Linked DNA regions of Mus musculus: region 2 is linked to region 1. A link is a loop called in an ENCODE intact Hi-C map of the cell type or tissue named here. Cell type or tissue: gastrocnemius. All regions are shown on one strand.

Evidence for each region. A loop is a pair of places that touch in the nucleus more often than their neighbours do. Peaks named below come from ENCODE experiments on the same cell type or tissue, not always from the same donor. Only the 100,000 strongest peaks of a DNase experiment are listed, where the experiment ranks them.
Region 2: it touches region 1 in a loop (5-fold over the local background); 2 of 42 quality-filtered maps call a loop at or near these places.

The regions. Positions count from the first base shown.
Region 1 is chr10:78,570,115-78,578,114 of GRCm38, forward strand. Ilvbl (ilvB (bacterial acetolactate synthase)-like) reads left to right here and starts at 4,877. Exons shown (of 15, transcript NM_001359302.1): 1 at 4,877-5,117; 2 at 6,468-6,669; 3 at 6,786-6,913; 4 at 6,997-7,135; 5 at 7,228-7,339. The coding sequence starts at 4,983. In gastrocnemius, no CTCF peak of the experiment used is centred here; DNase peaks (open chromatin) are centred at 4,356, 4,643, 4,802 and 5,812; H3K4me3 peaks cover 2,168 bases; H3K27ac peaks cover 3,419 bases.
Region 2 is chr10:79,093,770-79,101,769 of GRCm38, forward strand. It overlaps 2610008E11Rik (RIKEN cDNA 2610008E11 gene), which reads right to left and starts at 3,831. Exons shown (of 6, transcript NM_001004362.2): 1 at 3,689-3,831; 2 at 662-788. The coding sequence starts at 3,709. In gastrocnemius, a CTCF peak has its summit at 3,426; a DNase peak (open chromatin) is centred at 3,861; H3K4me3 peaks cover 2,300 bases; H3K27ac peaks cover 1,812 bases.

The DNA of each region.
Region 1 (8,000 bases):
CAATTTTGCCTTACCGTGAGTGCACCCAAAACCAGTCCTGACTGGGACCACCTGCTGTCCAGGGCCATCAGGGTGCATTGGGAATGTATTTGAGTAGAACTGTAAGTTTGATGGTCATTAAGGTAGGAGATGGGCTGGAGAGGTGGCTCAGAGGTTAAGAGTGAGTAAGAGCTCCTCTCGCAGAGGACCAAAGATCAATTTCCGGTACCCACATGGTAGCTCAAAACTGTCTGTTACTCTAGGTTCAGGACATCTGACATCCTCTCCTGGCCTTCCAGTGTACAAGGCACACAGTGTATGCTGCACAGACATATATGCAGACAAAACACCCATGCACATAAAATTAAAAATAAGAGGAGCAGATATGTGTTCTGTTATTCGGCAAGCATGTGCTTATCATTCAAGTGGGCCAGTGACTAAACACAGGGCTGTAAAACCTGCAAATGGGGAAAAGCCCTTCGCAAAGTGTGAGCTAATGCTGGCAGAAACCGCAGCTGGACCGCTGTCAGATGAGCTCGAGGCTCTGAAACCGTGGCAACAATGGCAGAGTATGCATCTGCAGCTTCTGAGACCAAAACTGTGGAGGGCATTTCATTTGTGATTTTACACACAGAGAGACTGAATTTGACCCCTGAAACTCACAAGGTAGAAGGAGAGAACTGACTCTCAAAAGTTGCTCTTTGACATCTACTTCTGTGTGTGTGTGTAAGGGGAAGGGGTTGTGCTTGTTTTAAGGCTAACTGGAATTGGCTTGTGACCTTGCACCAGTGAGGCAGAAATACGTTCTGAAATGGAATGAATTTCAAGTAAGTGTGACTTGAAGGCTTATGGCTAGAAGGGCAACTTTAACAGCCTTGTCTTGGATCAAAGAATTTTGCTGGAGAAACATCAGACATTTAAAATTCAGTTCTCTGGTTAACAGGCAACGCTTCTGTGCAGAGGGAGCAGGAAGGGTCAGGAGTTTCCATCCATTTCTTCTTTTGCCACATGCTGGCTGATCCTTGTTGCTGTTTGTGTGGGAGGGCGGTTACTCCATCTATTCATAGAGCTCTATAAATGTGCCTTTGTATTGAGTTCTGTTTCTTAGATGGAGCCTTCCAGATGTTGACTGAGAAAGGAGCTTGTTTGAATTTCTTGTCCCAAATTTTGGGGAGCCTTGCCTGGCATGCCACAGGTTACCAGAGAAATTTAGGTCCCCACTTTGTGTTCTTGGTCTTGTCAATAAAATAATTTAAGAGGGAAATTTAAAGATGATTTATTAGAATCTAAAAGAAAAACAGCAGGGCAGGCAAGCTGCCAGGGAGGAGGGAGAAGAGGAAGAGAGGTGGCCATGCCTTTTAAGCTAGTCTGGGATGTTTGGAGGTGGAGGTCAGCAACCAGACATAAGGTAGATAAGCAGTTACATGGCATCAGATGAGGAACTTCAGAGAAAAAGCAAAGAAGCCCACAGTGTCAGGAAGTGTGTTCAAGTACTGGCCAGTATCTGAAAGAAAGAAAAAATGTTTAAAGAAAAAAAAAAAAAGAAAAAGGAAAAGCTATCTTTTTCTGAGCAATCTGGGAAATCAGAAAGGCTAATCAGAGCCACATGGAAAATAAAACACCAAGATTAACATAAGAGGGGCCATGAGATGGCTGGCTCAGGGGTAAAAGTGCCTGCTGCCATGCCTTGAAGAACTGAGTTTAGTCTGCAGGTCTGACATGCTGGAAAGATAGAACAAGCTGTCCTCTGACCTCCACATGTGTACCCAGTACAAAATAAATACAGTAAATAAAGAATTAAACGCTTAACACATAAAAGAAGTCAGTTTGTAGAGGAAATGGGCACGGTGGCCTGCGTGCAATTCCAGCCGCAGAGGATCAAGGGAGGGGAAAGCAGAGCAGGCTCACTGAGAACCAGCTGTATCGATGAGCTCCGGGTTTGACTGAGAGAACCTGCCTCAGTGACTAAAGAACAATGGGGGATGATTCTGGACCTCAACAGTGTACCACATGCATGTGCATCCACACATGCGTCACACACACACACACACACACACACACACACACACACACGCTTGTGAAAATGGAGAAGGAAGAAGGAGACAGACAGGAAGCCTTTACTTACCTGGGTTTTTAACAAACAGAAACATTCTTGAGTAAAGCCTAAGTAACAGTGAATGGAGAGGCAGGGGCTACACAGGGCCATATTTCTTCAGTCTGATCCTTCGAGGGCTCTTTCCTCAGCTCTCTGTCCCACTTCCACCTTTGGGAGTGTTTTTCCTTTGTTAATAATCTGCCTCTATTTCTATTTCTAGTTAAAAGTCCCTGGAATAGTTATTTTGCCCCAGGACATAAAAGCCCGGGATTATATGCTATCTGAGCTCAACTTCATGGCCTAGCACTCCTAAGCATGTGCCTGACACTCTGGGCCTCCTCACTGTTTCTCTGACCTCCATGACTAACTTAAAGGACAAGACTCCTTCTTCATTTCCTCTGGCAGGATTTTCAGCTTGCCCCTACTATTTTTTTCTCCCAAACTCTTAATAAAAATGTCTTTGGGATTCTTTCTGACTCATTTTATTAATGGGACTAAGGACCCCCAAGAAGATACTAAGTAACAAGTCTGACAGCCTCTTCTTTAGGGTTAAATGAATTAAGTGAAGAAATGTGCCAGGAAAGGCTGTGTGCTGACACAGAGTAACTAGTTCATTCTTTGTCTCTGTCCGTCTCTTGGTGTCTGTGTGTTTCTGTCTCTGTCTCAATCTCTCTGTTACTGAGGATAGAATCCAGGACCTTATAAATAAGAAGTAAGGGCTTCGCCACTAACTACATCACCAGCCCAAATACTATCTTTTTATTGGCCCTGGAAATGTAATTGAACCTAAAAGCCCCTTTCAGGAAGTATGTGGTTGATCCTTTTAATTAAGGGCTCTCACTAATAGGGCCGGGGAGGAGTGGCTCCCTGTACTGCTCCTAGAAAGAGAATGGAGTTAGGAGACAGAAGGGAGTAGGGCCAATTTGGAGATAGATGGAGTAATCCAAAACAATTCTTTTCTTAATTTTTATTTATTCACGTTACATCGAGGTTGAAGCCCTGCCCCTAGTCCCACCCTCACAAGTCCCCCCCCCCCCCATCCCCTCCTCTCCTCCTTAGAGAAGGGGAAGCTTCCCTTGGGTACCAGCCCAGCCTGGGACATCAAGTCATTATAGGACTAAGCATGGTCTCTCCCACAGAATCCCGACTAGGCAGACCAGCTGGGGGAAGGGGATCCAATGGCAGGCAGAGTCAGAGACAGCCAGCCCCTGCTCCAATTGTTAGGAGACTCACAAGAAGACCAAGCTGCACATCTGCTATAAATGGGTAGAGAATCTAGGTCCAGCCCCTGCACTCTCCCAAAACAACTCTTATGGAATGGCAGGGAAAAGCCTACCTTGTTTGATTCAAGACGAAATTGGAGGCATGCTCACAGCCAGTAAGCATAAATAATTCATACGGTAGTTTGGCTAAAAATAGTTGAGTAGGTTTTTGTGGGTACCCATGGCTTTGCCTGTGCTAGGCAAATGTTCCATCACAGAACTTAATCAGAGACCATAGTTGCTGAGAAGGGATGGCTGAACGATCAGCTTTAAACAGGGCATTTATACCATGGCTTGCAAAGGTCAGGGAACACCAAGGAAGAGGAAGTGGAAAGAATATAAGAGCCAAAAGATGGGGAGAAAGGCTGTGGAATGCTATCTTGTGGACATGACACAGCTGAAGCGATTGTGATTTTTGGTTGGTCTCTATGCACTCCTGCTTGTCCTGGAACTCACTATGGAGAAGAGCCTGGTCTTGAACTCGGAATGGTGGGAATAAAAGCACATACTATTACACTGGTTTACATTGTTAAATATCCATTGTTCAGGCTTCAACAAATAGCTCAAAACTCTTGGTTACACAGATGGTCCTGATTAAAAGCCAGTCAAAGAAAAAGACATAAATTGGAGAAAGGGATTTGTAAGACAGATCGGAGTTTGTAAAAGGTCCCCAGATGCTGGAAACCTGGAAAATGACTGAACCGGCCTGGCACCAAACACTAGGGAGTTCTCTAAACATCCTGCAAAGCCTCACAGTGGTCCAGGAAGGGGAGGGGCTTGCATATGTTGCGGTCGGGAATGCGGGTTCTGGGGAGCTCGGGTGGGGGGTGTGTCACAGTCCACGCCCGTGGAACGTGCCGCGAGATGGTTCTCGCGGGTGTGGAAGGCGCGGTGTAATGTTAGCCAATTAGAGGCGAGAGAGAGAAGCGACCAATGATAAACGTCTCTTTCGGATAGCTTTTTCAGCGAGACTCCAGTTTGGCGCACGCGCGTCTCGTTGAACTACGGGGCGCTGCAGAGCCAAGTGGGCAAAAGGGGCACCACTCCACACTCCCCAGTCACGTGACCCAGAAGCGGCAGAGTTCCACTGCAGTCAGGGACCTTTCCTATAGGCAAAGGTCATAGGGCCTTGTTTGGGGATGGGTGGAAGGGAGTTCTATGTAGTGGAGCTGAAGGCGCATCCTATTGAAAAGTGACCTCGGCTGAAGGCCAAAGGTCAAGAGTCTGGTGTGTGTGGGGAGGGTGGGGGAGCGTACCCTAGGCTGCGCGATCCGATGGGGGTGTGGCCTTACGACTCAATGATGTAAGCGCGAGGCGGGCTCTCCGCTGAGCCCCAGTCCAGCGTTGAGGAGGGTGGGTTCTGCATGGGCTCGTTAACAGATAGGTAAGTAGGAATTTCAACCTTGTTTCGGTGCTACTGCGATCGCCTTGACCTGCTGTGGCCTACTTTTAGTTTGAAGGTGGTGACGTCAGGGGGCGGACTTAGCCTCACTGGGGCGTGGCTTTAAGTCCAGTCTAGATGCGTCTGTGGGCGTGGCCTGGCAGGTCGGGGAGGTGTGGCCCAGGTCCGGCGGACGATCCTGCTTCCGGATTAGATTATAGTACTAAGATTCTGGCTCTGTGCTTTCTTACTTAGGTTCTGCCTCATGGAAACTTCTGCGGCCGCTGCATCTGCGGGAGGCTTCTTCCCCTCCTTCCTGCTCCTGGCGTTTGGGACGCTGGTGGCTGCCGTGCTGGGCGTCGCTCACAGACTGGGGCTCTTCTATCAGCTGATGCACAAGGTGCTTAGGGTAGAAGGAGGGCTAGGGGTAGGAGGAAGGCACTAAAGGTGTTTCTCCAGCTCATCCACTGTGCAGGTGTGGAAAGCGAGTCCCAGCTAGTCTAGAAGTGGCTGGTTGGGAGATTCTTTACAGAGCTCTGTCCCTTTGCCAAACTGTATATGGGCCTGGACTTTGTAACTAGTACGAGATAATGGGGAAATTGTCGTTGTCTGGACAGCACACATTCTCCGCCTACCTCCATACCCAGGGGCCTGAGTCATTTTAACAGAGCAGGCCTTTTAAACATAGTGAGATTGGTGGGCTGAAGGTAGGCAGGGGAGGGAATGGGCTCTGATAGTAAGCCCTTCTGAGGAACTGTCTTAGCATATTTCGTACCATCTTCACCAAAGTAAGTGCTATAATTTCTGTCCTTGTGCCCACAAGAGGCAAATGATCTACAGAGAAGTTTAGTATTTTCTCTAGATGACAGATTTGGGAAAAGCTGACCCCACAAGTCATACTTATAAACCACTTGTTCCATTCTGAGAAATTCTTGCCCTTACCCAGTCCCTTTTCTTCTAGACAGGGACAGTGCCACTGACCTTGAAGTATGTAGGGATCGTGAAGCTACTGAGGCTTGGATGCTCAGGGTAGTCTGTGCCAGGAGTCACTTCCGTGCTAGGCATATGGCTGCTGGCAGCATGTCAGCTGGACCTGTGCCTCACTAGCAGAGGGAGGCAATAGGCTGGATGGAGTTAGCACTCCAAGTGCCAGGCCCTGCAGGGATACTAGGAAGCAGGCACACATCTAAGCCAGGGGCCTTCTGCCTCTTGCCAGGCTCTCCTGGATTCTCTGTAGATTTAACCTCTATCTCCTTTCTTCTCAACTGGCCCAGTATCTCTGGAGCAGGCATTATAATCTCCAGAGCCACTTAAGAACATAGGCTTTATCTCAGTCTGCTACTTGGTAGGCTGGGGAGAGATGGTCACAAATTCAAGCCCTGCCTAAGCTACATAAGGAGTTCAAAGCCTCGTGAGACCTTGTCCTAGTAAAAGCTGATGATATAGCTCAGTGGTTAGAGTGCTTGTCTAACACTATCTATGCCCAGGGTTCAATCCTCAGTACAGTTTCAAAAAGAACATTTCTTCTGTTGGAGTCTATCACTTGGGCAAGTCTTGGCATTTTTAGCTGTAGGACAAAGAGAACAATAAATTTGCTAAGTCAGTGTACCCTTCTCTGAATTGGATTTAAAGTGGTATGTCTCTAACCAGAATCTAAGTTCGTCTGTCTTCTGACCTTACCCCTGCCTGTTCTTGTACCTGCTCCTGGGCTGGCCTCTGACTGTCTTGTTCCTCATCTCCTTTGACCCAGGTGGACAAGACAAGCATCCGGCATGGTGGAGAGAGTGTCGCAGCTGTGCTCCGAGCCCATGGTGTACGCTTTGTCTTCACATTGGTCGGTGGGCACATTTCCCCACTGCTGGTGGCCTGTGAGAAGCTGGGTATCCGAGTGGTAGACACACGCCACGAGGTCACTGCTGTCTTTGCTGCTGATGCTGTGGCCCGCCTGACTGGTAAGGACCAGGGACTAGCAGGACAGTGACATGGCCCCTGTGAATGAGAGGCAGGGGGTTTGGGGTAGGACGATGTTTGGGAGGATGGCATGGTTGTCACCAGCTCTTTCTTTCAGGGACAGTGGGTGTGGCAGCAGTGACAGCCGGTCCTGGCCTCACCAACACTGTGACTGCAGTGAAGAATGCACAAGTGGCACAGTCCCCAGTCCTGCTTTTGGGTGGAGCTGCCAGCACCCTGCTGCAGGTGCCTAGTCCTTAAGGGTAGGTGGGGTCCCCAAGACGGCTTCTCAAGCTTATCTGATAACTGTCCCTTGCCTTCTCTGCCAGAAACGGGGCGCACTTCAGGCCATTGATCAGATGTCTCTGTTCAGGCCACTCTGCAAGTTTTGTGCTTCTGTGCGAAGGGTACGGGACATTGTACCTACCCTGAGGACTGCAATAGCTGCTGCCCAGTCAGGCACCCCAGGTAGGTGGAGGAGGGAGCTGGACAGTAATCAAGCCCTGAAGCTTGGGGGTTGCTGCAACAGGTGCCATAGACTGAACCTCCCTACCCTGCAGGTCCAGTGTTTGTGGAGCTGCCTCTTGATGTACTATATCCTTACTTCATGGTTGAGAAGGAGATGATACCAACCAAGTTGCCCAATAGCCTCATGGGCCGTGTGGTTGTCTGGTGAGTCCTGCTATCCCCACTATAGCTTTCTTCCTTCTTTTGCCTCTTTTGTGGTCGTCTTCCTAAATGTATCCCTCTTTCTTTGTCTCATTCACTGAGTTCACATGGGCTTGGAGGAGCCAGCTCTAGGGAAAGTTTTCCTGGGAAAGTAACTCATGTGCAAAGGTCCTGAGGCAGGAGGGAACTTGGTAGGTCCAGCAAAGCAAGGCATGGCCCTTATGATCAGAAAGAGGAGATGGGCAGGCATAGAGCTTGAGAGATTTCCCTGTCTTCCTTTTCCTTCTTCTTTTCCTCCATCTCTGCCACCTAGTTATCTCTAGCTTCTCCCTTTCCTTTTTCTTGCCCCTTCCCTCTCAAATATTTAGTGGCCAGATCTATGTGCTAGATAGCAGAATAGGCAGGAGGTGACATCAGTGGACAAGATATTCAGGTTCTTATGCTCTGGTGTGCAAGAATTGTTTTGAGTGCCAGATCAAGCAAAGGGATTTTGTTTTGTGGCCTTGCCCAAAAAATTCCGGCCCAGATTCTGTGTAGCCCAGACTGTTCTGGAACTTGAAAATTCTCTTTCAGCCTCTCAAATGTTGGAATCACAGACAGGTGCCCCAGGTCTAGTCTTGTTAAGACTCCCTGATCTCCTGGTCTTTCTGTCCTCTTCTCTCCT
Region 2 (8,000 bases), 520 kb after region 1:
CTGGCCCAGTTGGGTTCTTTATCGCCACTAAACTCATTTAATTGCAAAGCTGGAAGTTATAGGGTATTTTTTGGTCACTGATTCCCCCTGTACCTGTAGTGAACAGATCTTTTGCAGTTCCCCAGGAAAGCCACAATACAAAAGGGAGCTATGTCAGAAAAAGAAAAAAAGCTATATTTTCTAGTTACACTCAAAAGCTAAAGGCAGTTTCAAAGAAATAATAGGGAATTAAACAGTGGTTGTTACAGTGTGGAAAAGGTATGGAGATTGGGAGGGGAGAATGTATAATATTTACTGAGGTAGATGTGGGTAGATATTAATAGCTTATGGTTCTCTAATATGAAAGTAAATATATAACGGGCAACAACTAATTGAATATTTCTCAATAGCTGAATGATTTTAAAATTTCCCATCTTAAACAAGTGGAATATGGCTCAAGTGATGACTTAACATCATCTGATCACTGTTCTGATTATCTGATCATCTGATTATACAACACTATCTGATTTAAGTGTACTGCAAAGCCACACTGTGCTCCAGAAATGCCTGCCATTGTCACACATCAGCTAAAAAGTTACAATGTAAAAAAAATTCAGGACGAAAGTTCCTCTACTTATCAACAGAAAACAACTGCTGCTGAGCACTACAGGGAGCTACTCACCCAAGGACACCAGGCTACTGTAGTTCTCCAGCATCACATCCCTGTAGAGCAACTTCTGAGCAATGTCTAGGTCCTGCCACTCCTCCCAGGTGAAGAACACAGCAATGTCCTCGAATGACACCGACTCCTGGAATGACAACGCTTCCTATCAACCCAAGTCCTCAGGCTTGGGAATAAAACCTGGGATTTATTCTTCTCTGTTGTAGGAATGACTTGCTAGTGCCTTAAGTACGCTGCAGCTTGGTGTGTATTCTTTATCATCAAAGAAAGCAACATCAATACAAGTATCACCCCTCTTTGTTAATGTAGATTCACAAAAATATGACGAAATAAGATCTACAGTGTATCAACAACACGTTAAAGAATGAAAATACAGATTCCCTCTTGTATTAAAAGGACCAAGAGCCTGTGTTGTCCTTCTGTCCCTAACAAAGAGCTTCACTGTGTCTTCACTGAAGACACAGAAAACCTGGCGTGGAAAGAAAGAAGGGATTCTTTACAGAAAATTATAAGGGTTGGAGAGATGGCTCAGTGGTTAAGACCACTGACTCCTTAACCACATGGTGGCTCACAACCATCTGTAATGGGAACTGATGCCCTCTTCTGGTGTGTCTGAAGACAGCTACAGTGTATCCATATACATAAAATAAATAAATCTTAAAAAAAAAATCAAAGGAAAAAATGTAACAGTTTTGCATGGGAAGAAGTCACTATACTGCTCCCTAGTGACCCACAAGCAGATGTTATCAAACTATATCCACGTGTTACTTACAACATTTTTGGTGAATATTTGTTGCTTTCAACCTTTTCAGCAGATAATTAACACAACACATACATAATAACACTCTGGGTCAGGGGCATGGAATAGTTCATAATTTAAAATTAAAGCCACGCATTTAGTTTAGGTCTGAAATACTGATTACATGGGCAATCCAAGGCACAGTAAGGCTGCTTACACTGCTCTCTTAAAAGCACATTAGACTTAAACAGGCTCTGTGAGTACACAGCAGGGTGGCAGGTTAAGTAACTGTCTTAAATTTTCTCAAAGTATGTTATTAGCTTGGCTGTGAAGTCCAAAAAAAACTTTCATTACCTTTGCAGTCAAGAGACTTCAGAAAAGTGTGTCAGTATACATAGAATATATATGTATACAAGGTTTGTGTTACTAACAAGAGAAAAGCATATATCTACTCAATACATAAAGGTGACATGAAATCTGTAAAGAATAACCAAGCCTGTGAAAAGGCAGATGTCACAGGTGGTGGTGCCGTACAGTGGCACACAGCAGGTCTGGATGGAGCAAGGGTATGGGTCCAACTCCCAGAAAACACAGAATACAGAATACATCCTATCCCTCATAAAGTCACTGAATACACAAGTCAGAAGATAATGGATAATAGTAATACTCAGTGACTTAAAAGAAAGTCAAAATCAAATACATAAAGCATCCAGGTGTTTCTGGCCACATTCACTTCAGCTACGTTTAGCACCTTCCCTGCCACCTTCCTACGCTCACACACACACTAGGCATTGTGTATGCCATCACATCATGCCGCTCTAACAGAAATACCTGAGCTCTGACTTGAGACTAATGTATGTTAGAAACCATAGTGGGTTTCTTCTTCTTCTTCTTTTTTTTAATCCTTGGTTTTCTGCTCTTATAGAAGCATGATAGCATAATTATTAAAAAGACTTTTACTAGTTTGCAGCCATTATTCCTCAACTTGTTGGGATAGGTTCTTTCCATCCACCACATGAGTTCCAGGGATGCAATTCACACTGTCACAGTTGATGGCATGTGCCTTTACTATCAGAACCATCTCCCCAGCCAGAAAATTCTTTTTGTTTTGTTTTGTTTTGGTTTGGTTTTTTTGTTTGTTTTGTTTTGTTTTGTTCTGTTTTCAAGACAGGGTTTCTCTGTATTGCCCTGGCTGTCCTGGAACTCACTCTGTAGACCTCAAACTCAGAAATCCACCTGTCTCTGCCTCACAAGTCAGAAAATTCTTAAGGAGTAGAAACTTAAGTCTCTCCTTTCCTCAAAAATAATTCCAAGTGAGTTCTAAAGACTTTATAAGGTTTCCTGGCTGATCAAAACTTCATGATTCTGTGGAGCTGGAACATTGCAAATGTAGTTAGAACTCTTTGCGATCATCAGGTCCCTTAATATCCAGTTAGTATTCATCTTCTCTATGTGGTCGGACACCAACTAGCAGCTGAAAACTTGGGAATGTGTCCACAGAGCAGACCACTAGCTTCCACCAAGCCAAAAGCTAAGAGTGTCCCCAGATAATCTCTCATATCTGTAAGAGCTTCCTCTGCATGTAACCTATCTACCCTGATGTGTCCACAGTGTCTTTGATAAATGCCTTGATTTTGTTTTTCACTATTAAAACCTCACCTAACTACATCCACGTTGAAACATGTGATTTAGGGCAACTTAAATACATGCTACTGAACAGGGTGACTCATATCTGTCCCAGAATAAACTCTCTCTAATCCTTTTGAGGTGAGACCAGTGTTTTCTACAGACCAGAGAAATAAGTAAGCCAACTCATGCACCATTTACCTTAATTTTCAAATTTTACTCAACTCTTAAAATCTGCTTAAGCACTGAATGTTGATGCTAAGTGACATCAAGTTGCTGGGAGCCTTTACCGAAAAAATCAACCAGATGACACTGTCATAAATTGATTTTGTTTCTTTTAGCCTCCTCATGAAATTCTTAGGCAACTGTGATCAAAGTAGAGGGATGTCCCCGAAGGGGCGCTCTCCTTTGCTTACTGGCCTCCGAGCTGAGCTGCTTCTCCTTTACATATAAGGGACTGCAGAATCCACGGACCCGGCTCCTCTCTTGAAGGAAACCCATCTCCCTCAAAGTCCTCGCGGGCAAGTTGTGGACTCCAGCAACCTCCACCCTCCAGCCCAGCCTTGAAGGACCTGACAACGGCGCAGGCGCACCGGGCCGGGGGGTCGGGGGCGGCGGAGGGTGCAGAGACAGCTTCCCCGCTGCAGGACGCTCGCACTCACCATGACAGGCTCTGCCGACATCCTGCGTCCTGCGCGGGCCTCCCCACCGCGACTGTCACAGGAGACAGGGGCCTCAGTGATTTCCGATCCTTCGGAACTGGATGAGGCTACAGATCTAAGATGGCCGGGGACAGACAAAGGCCACAGCGGAGCAGCGAAGGCCCGCCCTCCATGCTCGCTCTCTGTGTATGATTGGGCAATTCTCAGTCTAGTGCATCCGATTGGATAGCATTTCGGGCTTGGCTACGAGTGACAGTAGACAGAACCAATTCGTGCGTGAATCAAGCAAAAATAAAAATAAATAAATAAATAAAAAGCAAGTTCTTGCTCACAGATGTTGTCAGGCAGGGCTGCTCCCAACCCCGTGAGAGAACAGAGCCCAGTACTGAACAATTGCCCTGGATATAGAGCTAAAGGATTTATGGACTTACGGCTGAATATATATATATATATATATATATATATATATATATATATATATATCTTATTCACAAATGGAAATCACATCATGACAGTTTTAAACTGTGTTTTCCCAACTCTAAGCTTCAAAATAAAAAGCATTCATGTAAGGCAGCAATGTCCGATACAAGCAACATGGTAGACAGAACTGAAAAATTGGTTAATTATTTAGGTATGCATTGTGACTTCTTCTGAAGGGTGTTGTTATATTATACTTTGCTCTCATCATTCCCTGTTCTATTTTCTCTCCCCCTTTTCTCCTCAGAATCACATATATGTATTCTGAGAAGTGTCAGCTTTAAAAAAAAAAATCTAAACAGGTAAAATTCACTATAATAACAATGATGGCATAATTTATTTCTCTTTATAGAAGAAAAAAATTGAACACGTATAGTGAGCCGCCACATGCATGCAAATTATTTCCATTCCTTTTGTTTTTGAGTGCTAATTTGACCAAATTCCAAACTGTTCTGAAAAATCTTAGAGAAAAGCAAATGACAATTAGAGAGATGTGCCGACCAATAAGAATGCATTTGCTTTGCAGAAATGTTGCCGTATAAGGAGTATGTCTTGATTTCAGCTGGGCATAGCAATTTTGGATACCTGAAAGTGAGATGTGAGGTGGTGGTGGGCAAAGCCATGTAGCACACATGGATATCATGAACAGCTAACTCAGCCAAGACCCTGACGCACATGCATCTAAGTTGGCCACACATTATAACCCCCTAGGACTTTTTAAATACTCCAAACTTTAGTTTCAATGAAATCAGAGTAGGGGGAGTAGGACTCCCCCCCCCACACACACACACTCATGCATGCACAAACGCACACACACTCACACATACACACACACTCATGCATGCACGAATGCGCGCGCACACACACACACTCACACACGCACACACACACACACACACACACACACACACACACACGGTTTAGAACTCTCCAGGTGAATATTGTGTGAGGCTATTCCCAAACCACTGAGTGCAAGCACCATCTCTCCCCAGCTAGTTGCAAGTAGTTTCTTAAATTAAGTATGAAAACGTTTGGTGATAAGTTGTGACTTTTCACTTTTGCCCATTAATCAACTATTTTAATCTGCTCAACTCAACCACTGCCACTCACTTTGTTTCTGATTAAAAACAATTTTACAAATGTCCTACTATGTGGGCATGGAACTGTGTCAGGTGCCTTAGCATAGTGGGTATATTTAAGGCGTGAACATTTTGCTTTAAAGAAAGAAAGAAAGAAAGAAAGAAAGAAAGAAAAGAAAGACATGCCATTTACCAAATAAGAGCAGAATTTGACATATATAGGGACCACTGTGGTGTTATAATATTAATAACTGTCCCACAGTATTAGAATTCATTCTGTAAGGATAAAAGTTAACTATAAGGAAAAAACTGAAGCCATTTCACTTTATTTAGTCATTCTTTCCTTTTTGTAGGATCTCTATGTAGCTTAGGCTGAGCTAAAAATCTATATCAAGCTAAGACTGGTCTTGAACTCACAATGTTCCCAGCACTATCCTGAATTTTAAAGATAGGGCAACACCACAGACATATGTGCCTGTAAGACAAGACAGACTTCTACTGTAGTACTGGGGGAAAGAAGTATTTAATACTTTCAACATCTCTAGGATATTCTTTTGTGATCAAAGTAACACAAGCTTGTTTTTAATAAGGGTTTCCTCCTTTTATGGTTTAAGACAGATTCTGAATTTTAATTCACAATACCCAAAGGAGGATACTAAATTCATGAATTAATTGGCGATTAGGCAAAACATGTGGCATACCATTACGGAAAATAATGAAATATTGATCTCTGCTACAACACAGATGTCTCCAGAGCATACCCTGCTCTTTTTTGATGTATACTGAAACTAGACCCCAAATAGTCTAGGATCCCTCTCCTAGAAACCTCAGAAAAGGGATGTCTGTGTATAGGAAAACCGGACTAGTGTTTGTCTGGGGTCCAAACTGAGGACATGGGAAGGAAGTGAAATCATAGCTAATGATGGCAGTGTGTTGTTCTGATTTCAGTGATGACAATGTGCTAAAATCAACTGTGGCTATCACTGCAAACATGAGAATTCATTAAAGCCACCATTTGTGCAGAGTAAGTGAGAGCCCTAGAAGCTGTCTGCATCGTGTCCCAAGAAGCAGGCTCCTACAGAACCTTGTCATGAATTTCCATGCAAATGTTCAACATGTTAATAGATTCAGTTTACATAGAAATAATTTTTCTTCTGCTTTTTAAAAAACTTTTGTGTCTGTCTGTACGCACATGTGTGTGGGTGCCTGAGAATACTAGAAAAGATTTTTGGATCTGCTGTGGTTATGGGTCCTGGGAACTGAATCCTAGTACTCTTCATGGAAGGAAGTGTTCTTAACCACTGAGCCATTTCTGCAGCCCCTACTCTATTTTCTTACACCTTTGAAAAAGGAATCTGTTTGCTGAAGTATATTTCAAAGTTCCCTTAAAAAGCATGTTAGAAATCAGCAACAATAAATTTCCTTTGGATTCTGGCTGGGTGGCAGAGCCCTGTGCACAGGTCCTGGAGAGGGGGGAGAGAGGGAGGGAGGGAGAGGGAGAGGGAGAGAGAGAGGGAGAGAGAGGAAGAGAGGGAGGAAGAGAGAGGAAGAGGAGGGGAAGAAGGGAGGGAGGGAGAGAGAATGAAAGATAAAACAAGGAGGCAATCATGGAGGAATAGATATAAGAAGGGAAGGTGGAAAGGAAGGAGGTAGTGACAGAGGGGGAGAGGAAAGGGAAAGAGAGAAAGGGAAGAAGGAAAGAAGGGAGGAATGGAGGAGAGAAACACAGGGGCAGGTAGGGTAAAGGGAAAACAAAATCACACACCTGAAAACTTTTTAGGTCACACAGGTGTTTCTGGGTTACAGGTCCTCTTTGTAATCAGGGTAAAGCTGTTGTGGTCAAACTTGTATCAAGACAAAAGGAAGACAGACTGTATCAACAGGATGAAGTCATCCTTAAATGCCAGTGTTTGTAAATCATAAAAGTCCAAAAAAGGCAAAGGATTTATGATAAGCCTTGAAGGGCATCAGAGGCTGCTGGGCTAGGTGCCTTTTTGTTTTGAATACTGTAGCATCTACAAGGGAACAGGGTCACCACACATTTGTGCTCCCACATTTAGCACTGTGAGTTTTGCCCACTTTCTAATCTAGGATCTGATTGTGACACACACAATGCTGTGGAGGACAATGGGACAGTTCTCAAACAGCAATGGTGCCTGGGACAGAGTCAGAGGCACTGGCTAGGGATGTGGCATCTTGGACCCTGCTGTGGCCTGTTGGCTCTCAGAGCCAGCCCCATAGTCGTAAGCTGATGATATTCTGTGTCCTCTCAACTCTGGGCTGCTTCATTTTGCAATATGCTTCTGATCCTTTCAGTTCAGTCCCTTTTCTGCTCAGTGACTCCAGACCAGCCTGTTTCCCATACTGAGCTGAGGAGAGATAGTCCTTGGAGACCCAGAGTCTTTATAAGGCTAGCACATGAGAGGAGCTGGGATTCTTAGTATCTCTTCTCCTCAGTTTTACAGGAAGTTATATCAGAAGTGCTCTGTCATTTCAGTAAGATAATGAATACTTGAATGGTGGCCTTTCCCGATGTTTGTAAACCTCCACTCCATTCTCCTATATGGTGTATGAAATGTACACTTTCCCCTGGCGTGCTTAGAAGGGAGTTCCCAAACTGGCTCAGCTCAGGAATCTAAACCATATTCACAGCAAGGGCTTACCTTATCTGATTATAATTCCACACAAGGAATCTTGAGAAATACTCTATAAAATCACATACTAAGAAGAGGAGGAAGAGGAGGAGCAGAATTAAC